Regions from separate parts of the Homo sapiens genome. Here region 1 is linked to region 2. Evidence: chromatin contacts called from ENCODE Hi-C or POLR2A ChIA-PET data. All regions are on one chromosome and are shown on one strand. The core of a region is the stretch at or near the end of the contact, and the rest is flanking DNA. Distances in the headings are between cores, read along the strand shown.

Region 1 (4,080 bases), core at 358-2,857, 200 kb after region 2:
AGCGATAGAGCGAGACTCCGTCTCAAAAAATCAATCAATCAATCAATCACACATCCATGTGCATATAGCCAGATTCACATACTCAAATACAAACCCACTTAGACACACAGCCTCACCTCCACACAGAGCCTTCTCCCAGCACACACTGCAGATACCAGAATAATACACAAAGACACTTGCAAATACACCCAGTACAGCTACGCAAGGACACTCATAGACACAAATAGTCACACTCTTGCAGAAATATACACACTTTTTTTTTTTTTTTGAGACAGGGTCTCACTCTGTTGGCCAAGCTGGAGTGCAGTGGCACTATCTCAGCTTCTGCCTCCCTGGTTCAAGCGATTCTCCCGCCTCAGCCTCCCGAGTACTTGGGATTACAGGCATGCACCATTATGCCCGGCTAATTTTTAAAAATTTTATTTTTAGTAGAGACGGGGTTTTGCTATGTTGGCCAGGCTACTCTTGAACTCCTGGCCTCAAGTGATCTGCCCGCCTTGGCCTCCCAAAGTGCTGGGATTACACTCGTGGCCACCGCTCTCGGCCTGAAATACACACACTCTCAATGTCTCTCCATACTCCTGCATTGACAGAGGCATCAATAACAGCCTCATACAACACACCAGTACGTTCAGATGCACAGAGATAGACATACTCACAGCACTCCAAAAACACACACACAGCCGGGCACGGTGGCTGCCGCCTGTAATCCCAGCACTTTGGGAGGCTGAGGCGGGTGATCACCTGAGGTCAGGAGTTTGAGACTAGCCTGGCTAACATGGTGAAACCCCAACTCTACTAAAAATACAAAAATTAGCCGGGAGTGGTGGCGCAACCCCGTAATCCCAGCTACTCGGGAGGCTGAGGCAGGAGAATCGCTTGAGCCTGGGAGGCGGAGGTTGCAGTGAGTCGAGATCGCGCCACTGCACTCCAGCCTGGGAGACAGAGTGAGTGAGACCCTGTCTCAAAAACAAAAACAAAAACAAAAACAAAAAACAGACACACACTCATCACTTCCATCCATCCTCAGGATACAGACATCTATATAATACATATCCTTGTACACACAACAAATTAAACACACACTTACACGTGCCCAGATACATACCCCACACACACACACCCCTAGACACCCCCCAATACACTTGGTCACCACCCAAATGTATTCAGAGATACACAGATACGAAGACACTCATATTCTTGTGCCTTCACTAACATAATCAGAAACAGGTGCACCCAACCACTCTCTGCCTGAGGGCCGGCGTTTATTGCAAGCACTTGCAGGAGCTCCTACGCCTAAGGGTAGACACTGGGGCTGGCACACACAGAGGGTCCCTAATCCTTTCCAGTAAGCTAGGCGCGCGCGCACACACTCACACACGCGCGCGCGCACACATACACACTCAGTCCTCCGCAAGCTCCCTCCACCATCGCCGCAGTCCAGGCCGCCCCCCTCCGCCCCGCCCCTGCTGCTCCGTGCACACTGCAGTGAGGGGCCCGGGCGGGGCGCAGGGGCGCGCCAGGGTCCGGGTCCGGGTTCGGGGGCGGGGCGCACCTGGGCTCCTCCCCGGGGCGGGCCCGACGCAGCGTCGCCAGCGCAAGCGGCCGCACCTGGCTCAGCAGCGGCGGCGGCGGCGGCGGCGGCAGCGGCGGTAGCAGCAGCGGGCCCGGCTGGGGCGCGAGCGCGGCGCAGCCCAGCCCAGCCCAGTCCGAGCGCGGACCCGGCGCCCGCAGCCCCGGCGCCGCCATGGTGGAGGCGGCGCCCCCCGGGCCCGGGCCGCTGCGGAGGACCTTTCTAGTGCCCGAGATCAAGTCGCTGGACCAGTACGATTTCTCGCGGGCCAAGGCGGCGGCCAGCCTGGCGTGGGTGCTGCGGGCCGCGTTCGGGGGCGCAGGTACCGGGGCTCGGGGGACCGGGGTCGGGGGCGGCGGGCCGGGCGCGGCAGGTGCTGGGGGGGGGCGGGGCGCCGGGCCGGGAAGGCAGGGGGCCGTGGGAACAATAGCGCCGGCCGCCGGGGGTCCCCGGGCTCGGGCCCCTGCCGCGCCGGGGCCTCCGAGCTTCCTGCTCGGCCCGGGCGGTGGACTTTGCCCCGCCGGCTGCGGGAGCGCGGTGGGGGTGGGGCCCGCGGCCCAGCTCCGCGCGGGGGTCCCCGGCGTCCAAGCCTCCAGGTGAGCCGGGCGGGGTCTGCGGGCCGGGTGGGGTCTCCCCGTGCGGACCTCTCGTTCCCGCCTCCCGCACCCCCAAGGCCTTCCCTTGCACGCCTTCTTCTCTTTTACACACATCACGCCCCTGCGAGGATCTCCTCTCGGTCTCTTCCCCCGCCACACACCCTGGAGACCCAGACCCCGACCTCGCTGGGGGGTCTCGAGCGCTCCGGTCTCCACCACCGCACGACCCCCAGGCCCCAACACACACCCCGCGTCGGCCCTGGCCGCGCTGCGGGCGGCGACCGGGGAGCTCTGGGAACCCCCTTTCGCCTCCATAGCCCCCTCCAGCGCCTGGCAGCTGCGACTTATGGCCCCATTTTACTGGGGAGGTTGGCGAGCCCAGCTGAAGGGAAATGGGTAGTACAAGATCGCCTGGGGTGGGCCCCCCGCTCCTCCCGGCTGCGGGGCCTTCTCCCATTAGAGCAGATCCTTCACTCCCTCCCCCAGGCCCGCTTGCCTGAGAGCCCGAGCCACCCTAATGGGGAGGATGCCGTAATCCCGGGTCCCCGGGATTAGAGGCCCTGGAAACACTCAGTCTCGGCTTTGGGCAGCTTCACAACCCCAGGCCAGAGCTAGGAGTCAGGGCCTGGCCAGAGAAGACAGGGGTTAATTAAGGTCTGGGCTTTCCAGCGGGGAGCTGTGGGGGTACATCCTTTTCTCCCACTGGTTCTGCCCACTGGTGTTGGCACAGCCCATCCCCCCTCTCCCTGGCCTTCCCAGATCAACCTGTTCTGGGTGTGGGTCTCAGTGACAGCTGTCCGTCTCCTGGTTCCGCCCCAGCCTGTCCCTCTTTCTCCCAGACAGTCTCTGTCTGCGTCGTTCCATGCATGCATTTCCCACTCTGGGGTCTACCTCCCTGCAGATATTTGCTTGAGGAAGAAAGAGATTGGGCATTGGACAGCCAGGACAGCCCCAGCTCCTCACTTCCAAGGTTACCAGGCTGTAGAGAACTCAACGTGGAGTGTCAGAATTGAATGTGAAGTCCAGCTGCACCAGAATGCGAATTATCCCAATTATCTGAGCTTCTGTTTCCCCTTCTATAAAAGAAGGCGTTCATTCACAGACTTATCTGTTTTGCGAATGTTTGTGGGGCAGGGGCACTTGCTATGTGTAGGGCACTGCTCCAGTGATGGAGACCCCCCGTTACCTCTTTGCAAGGTTGCTGGGAGGCGTAAAAGCTGTAGTGACCACAGAATTCTTCGCGTGGCACGGGGCGCGTGATACATGCGAAACGGTTGCTCGCTGCTGGTGTGATTGGCGGTGGTATATTTTGATGAATAATATTAACGTTATCCATTATCCCCTGGCCAGGAATCAGAGTAGAAATTATCCCATTTTGAAGACAGCAAAGCAAACTTCTGATGAGGGGTGTTGGTGAGCTCCCAGTGCCCTGACTCACCCAGTTCTGTTCTTGTTGACCCAGCTCCCTCTGCTGTGTGACACACGGCAGTGGCTGCCTCTACCGTGAGGGTCAAGTTCAATCTGTTCCCTGTTCCACTCCCCTAAAAAGAGGAGAAGGGCTGAAGGAAATGGGAGCAGAGTTCTACAAGATTCATGAGCTCTGGGGACTCTTGACGGTATGATACCTATCAGGTGCTGGGCTGGGCGCTCAGGGTGTAGAGGAGACGGCAGGGGATGGATATGGGGCAGAGGGGGATGGGCAGGAAACCAGATCATAGGGAAGCTGGCCAGCGGGGCCTGGGGAAAGAAATTCTTGAAATCTTCCAGGGAGGGAAGAGATCCCACAGGTGGAAAGATTTGAGTCTGGAAGGATGCATGGAAGTTTGACACGGAGAAGAGATGTGTGGGCAGTGGGCAAAGGCTCGGAGTGTGGACCAGCAGGGAGTTCTCAGAGAATAAGATGCAGGTCCC
Region 2 (4,459 bases), core at 957-3,456:
AGACCAATCTAGGCAACATGGCGAAACTCTGTCTCTACAAAAAAATTAGCCAGACGTGGTGGTGTGTGCCTGTGGTCCCAGCTACTTGGGAGGCTGAGGTGGGAGGACAACTTGAGCCCAGGAGATGGAAGCTGCAATGAGCTATGATTGTGCCACTGCACTTCCAGCCTAAGTGACAGAGTGAGATCCTGTCTCAAAAAAAAAAAAAAAAAAAAAAAAAGGAAAAAAAATAAGGTTCATGCCCCTAAGTCCATAAGCCACAGCTACACAGCTGCCCAACCATTGAGCCCTCATAAACTCCCGTGTTAGAGTTTCTGACCTCAGCTGCAGTAGGGTGCCTGGTGAATTACGTCTTGCATTTCTGGGACATCCAATTCCCTGAACATGCTCCCTTCCTCTGGACCATGAAGGTTGGACTTGAACTGAAGGCTAGTCCACCTGGGGACGCAACCCTCCAGCTTCTGAACTGGGGACTCTCAACAACATATTGTGCATGTTTTGAAGTGATTGGGTTTGGGGAAATCTTTTTTTCTAAAATAGAGACTGGGTCATGCGAGGTTTCCCAGGCTGATCTCAAAGCTCCTGGACTCAAGTGATCCTCCCTCCTCAGACTCCCAAAGTGTTAGGATTACAGGCATGAGCCGTCTTGCCTGGCCATGGGGAGATCTTCTAGGCCTGGCTGACCAGCCAACCTTGGTGAGAGCTGTTCTGCTCGACTCCTGGTTACTGTTCAACTGCCTCCCCTGTGGCAGGACTTGGATTAGACAGGCAACCTCAAGACTGGGGTGTCTGATGGCAATTGAGAGGTTGCTGGTGCTGGGGGAAGCATCTGGCCTATCCACATCTGCCAAATAGCACCTGTGTGGAAGTGGATAGGGGAGGGTATGGTATGTGTTTCAGACTCTGAGCACCTGTTTGAGGGTATCTGACAGCATCTGTATTGGGGTTATCTAGTATGTGTTTGGGGGTATCTGCTGGACCTATGTGGAGTGTCTGACATATTTGGGGGTTACCTGGAAGCCTGTTTTGGGTATCTGATGGCACCTGCCTGGGTGCCTGTGTTTAGGGGATCTGATGGTATCTATGTTGGGGTGTCTGAGACCACTGGAGAGGTATATGATTCATTTTTCCCAGACCCACCTTTCTGAAGTCTATGCTGCCTCTTTTTTTGTTGTTGTTATTTTGAGACAGAGTCTTGCTCTGTTGTCCAGGCTGGAGTGCAGTGGCATGATTATAGCTCACTGCAGCCTGGACCTCCCAGGCTCAAGTCATCCTCCCACCTCAGCCTCTGGAGGCATGATCATAGCTCACCGCAGCCTGGACCTCCCAGGCTCAAGTCATCCTCCCACCTCAGCCTCTGGAGGAGTTGGGACCACAGGCAGGCGCCTCCATGCCCTGCTCATTTTAAAAAATGTTTTGTAGAGATGGGGTCTTGCTATGTTGCCCAGACTGGTGGTCCTGAACTCCTGGGATGAAGTGATCCCCCCACCACTCCCTGATGCTGCTTCTTTTTTCTCAGGTGACAGACCCTGCCCTCTCCATTTCTTGGACTCTCCCCGCTAGGACTCCCCACCACTGGGAGTGCCCCCCTTAGGTACTTCCAATCCTAACGAGCCCGTAGGAGCCCACTGACAACCCCTCCAGGCATCCGTTGATTCTTCCAAAACACCCCCAGCTCCACTGTCCTCCCTTGGGGTCCCCTTAACCCCGCTATCCTCCCTCGGGGTCCCCCAACTCCGCTGTCCTCCCTCGGGGTCCCCCCAACCCCGCTGTCCTCCCTTGGGGTCCCCCAACCCCGCTGTCCTCCCTCAGGGTCCCCCTAACTGTGCTGTACCCCCCTTGAGATTCTCCAAACCGCTGTCCTCCTCAGGACTCCCTCCCCAGCCGCGCTAATCACCCAGGCTTCCGTTAACCCCACAAAACGCCCACCTAACCCTGCTGCTCTCCCTCTGGATCCCCGCAACCCAGCTGTCCCCTCAGAGCCCCCGGCCCTACTGACAGCCAGGCTCGCATTGCTCTCCTTCAAAAAGCCCCCCAACCCCGCTGACCCGCCCCTCAAAAGTCGCCCTCACCCTCGCCGCGAGCACCCTCCCACTTCGGTGCCCGCGCCCCTCTCAAGGCCGAGCCGACGCCCCCTCACCACGGCTCGGGGAGCAGCAGCCCCAGGTCCCCGGGAGCGCCCCGCCCTCGAGGGCACGCCTCCTTCCGGGTCACGCCCTCTGCCCCGCCTCCGAGGCGGGATCGCGCATGCGCTGCTCTCCTCGCGCGGCTTCCCGCTTCCGGCTCCCAGCTGCTAGCTACTGTGGATCTGGGGGGGCCGGACGGAGGCATCGGAGGCGGCTGCGAGAGTGGCAGAGGAGCTGGCGGAGAGCGGCCTGCGGGCGATCGGGCCGAGGTGAGGACGGCGGCGGGGCGGTCCCGAGGAAAACGGGGCTCAGGAGGGGGCCCTCGGTCTCTTCAGGGGGTGGCCTGGGGCGCGGGACCCCCGGGGCTGCCTCGGGCCTCCCGCCGGCTCCTGGGGGACTTCTCCAGGCAGGCGAACGGGTGCTGGGGTGCAGGCTGCTCCTTCAATGCATGGAGGCTCTAGGCGGCGATTGCAGGGTGCAGAGGTGCAGACGATGCCCGCCCGCTCCGTCCGAGCCCCAGCCAGTCCTGGGGTGCTACGGCTTACTCTCCTCCAGGAGAGGAGAGGAGGGGTCACTTGGGCCCCAGCCTCTGCTCCTCGTTCAGGAGCGCCCGGGGCAGGACCAGGGATGGAATGGAACCCACCACAATACCCAGCACCGTCGTATTTCAGGCCTCCCGGGAGAACCCTCACACCCCGGAGCAGACAGCCCTCCCTGGCAGGGAGCGTTTGGGTGCAAAACCGTGAGAACTATCTGTGCCATGGGTTTTAGTTTCTTGTATAAGAACTCAGTTGGTGCTTTCATTGCGGACGGGAACGAGAAGCTTTCCCCTGGTCCTTACATGTTTCGTTTTGTTTTACGTTTTTAAATTTCAACTTTTATTTGAGATTGAGGGGGTACATGTACAGGTTTGTTACCTGGATATATTGCGTGATGCTGAGGTTTGGGGTGTGACTGATCTCGTCACCCAGGTACTGAGCATAGTACTCAATAGATAGTTTCAACCCTTGACCTCCTCCTTCCCTTCCCGCTCTAGTAGAGCCCAGTTTCTGTTGTCTTCTTGGTGTCCATGAGTACCCAAGGTTTAGCTCCACTTACAAGTGGGAAAGTGCAGTATTTGGTTTTCTTTTCCTGCGTTAATTCTACTAGCACTTGAGTGTTTTGCTGTGGCTATCTGCCCCTTATCTCTTGCTCTGTTGAGATTAAAGCCTGGACCACAGGATTAAAAAACATTCTTAAAGTTTTACCACGGAAGCGAAGCGGCCAACACACCTTTTCCCCTTTGCCTTGTTTTCGCGGAGATGAAGCTCCAGCCAGTAGCTTTGAAGGGCCCCATTCTCTTCCCATTGACCAGAGAGAGAGTTCAGGACAGTATAGACAGCCCAGTGGCCAAGGGATGAGTTTTGCAGGTGTCTGAGTGAATGATTAATCCTCCAGCTGTAAGAGGTGTCAGGAGAGGCTGGGCGCGGTGGCTCAAGCCTGTAATCCCAGCACTTTGGGAGGCCAAGGTGGGTGGATCACGAGGTCAGGAGATCGAGACCATCCTGGCCAACATGGTGAAACCCCATCTCTACTAAAATACAAAAATTAGCCGGGCATGGTAGCGGGCGCCTGTAGTTCCAGCTACTCTGGAGGCTGAGGCAGGGGAATCACTTGAACTCGGGAGGCAGAAGTTGCAGTGAGCCGCGATCGGGCCACTGCACTCCAGCCTGGCGACAGAGCAAGACTGTCTAAAAAAAAAAAAAAAGAAGTGTCAGGAGCACAGGCTTGAGGTCAGATCCGAGCTGGGTTCTGGTCCCAGTTCCACCACCTGTTAGCCGTGTAACTTCACTAAGTTTCCGTCTTCCCATCTTTAAAATGGGAATAAGGGTTGGTTGGGGTTTCTATGAAGTAATCTGTGTAAGGTGCATCACAGAAGTGTCTGGCATATGGCAAACTTTCCATCAGTGTTATACACCCTTTGCATATGCGAATGCTCCCAGGCTTGGATGTTTAGGTTAACATTCCAAATTATAAAGAGTTTGGAAAATTTGAGCATCTCGGATGTTGTTTGGACCGAGTCAGGGTTTACGCTTTATCAGTAGTTTCCTATTTCTGTAGGTCAGCAAGCCTTTTTGCGAAAAAAAAAAAAAAAAAAAAATGAAGATGTGTTTGTTCTAGAGCAAAAAAGAGCAAACAGCTGGCAGGCATAATACATTTCATTTTTGTAAACGTTACTTTGTTTTGGTTTTGTATAGCTTATTTAGTTTTTGTTTTCTTCTGAAATTAGTATGTGATTTTACTTAAAATTTTTTTTTTCTTTTTAGAGACAGGGTCTCACTCTGTTGCCCAGA

Evidence for each region. Hi-C counts contacts between places; a loop is a spot of excess contacts on that map. ChIA-PET counts read pairs that join two places held with the same protein, here RNA polymerase II (POLR2A). Pooled maps may share reads with other maps.
Region 1: a loop to region 2 is called in a pooled map, with 4 times the contacts of the local background. The contact joins the promoter of CAMSAP3 here to the promoter of ARHGEF18-AS1 in region 2. A Hi-C loop is called at or near these places in 3 of 50 pooled maps. POLR2A ChIA-PET finds 5 or more read pairs at or near these places in 5 of 52 experiments (A673, B cell, MCF 10A and 2 more).

What each region holds. Positions count from the first base shown.
Region 1 is chr19:7,594,256-7,598,335 of GRCh38, forward strand. CAMSAP3 (calmodulin regulated spectrin associated protein family member 3) reads left to right here and starts at 1,608. Exons shown (of 17, transcript NM_020902.2): 1 at 1,608-1,895. The coding sequence starts at 1,748. RefSeq lists a silencer at 1,308-1,747 and an enhancer at 2,587-3,192.
Region 2 is chr19:7,392,853-7,397,311 of GRCh38, forward strand. ARHGEF18-AS1 (ARHGEF18 antisense RNA 1) reads right to left here and starts at 2,207. Exons shown (of 2, transcript NR_186326.1): 1 at 2,141-2,207. The region is part of intron 10 of ARHGEF18 (Rho/Rac guanine nucleotide exchange factor 18); the gene reads left to right. RefSeq lists silencers at 1,966-2,406, 2,115-2,684 and an enhancer at 2,895-3,074.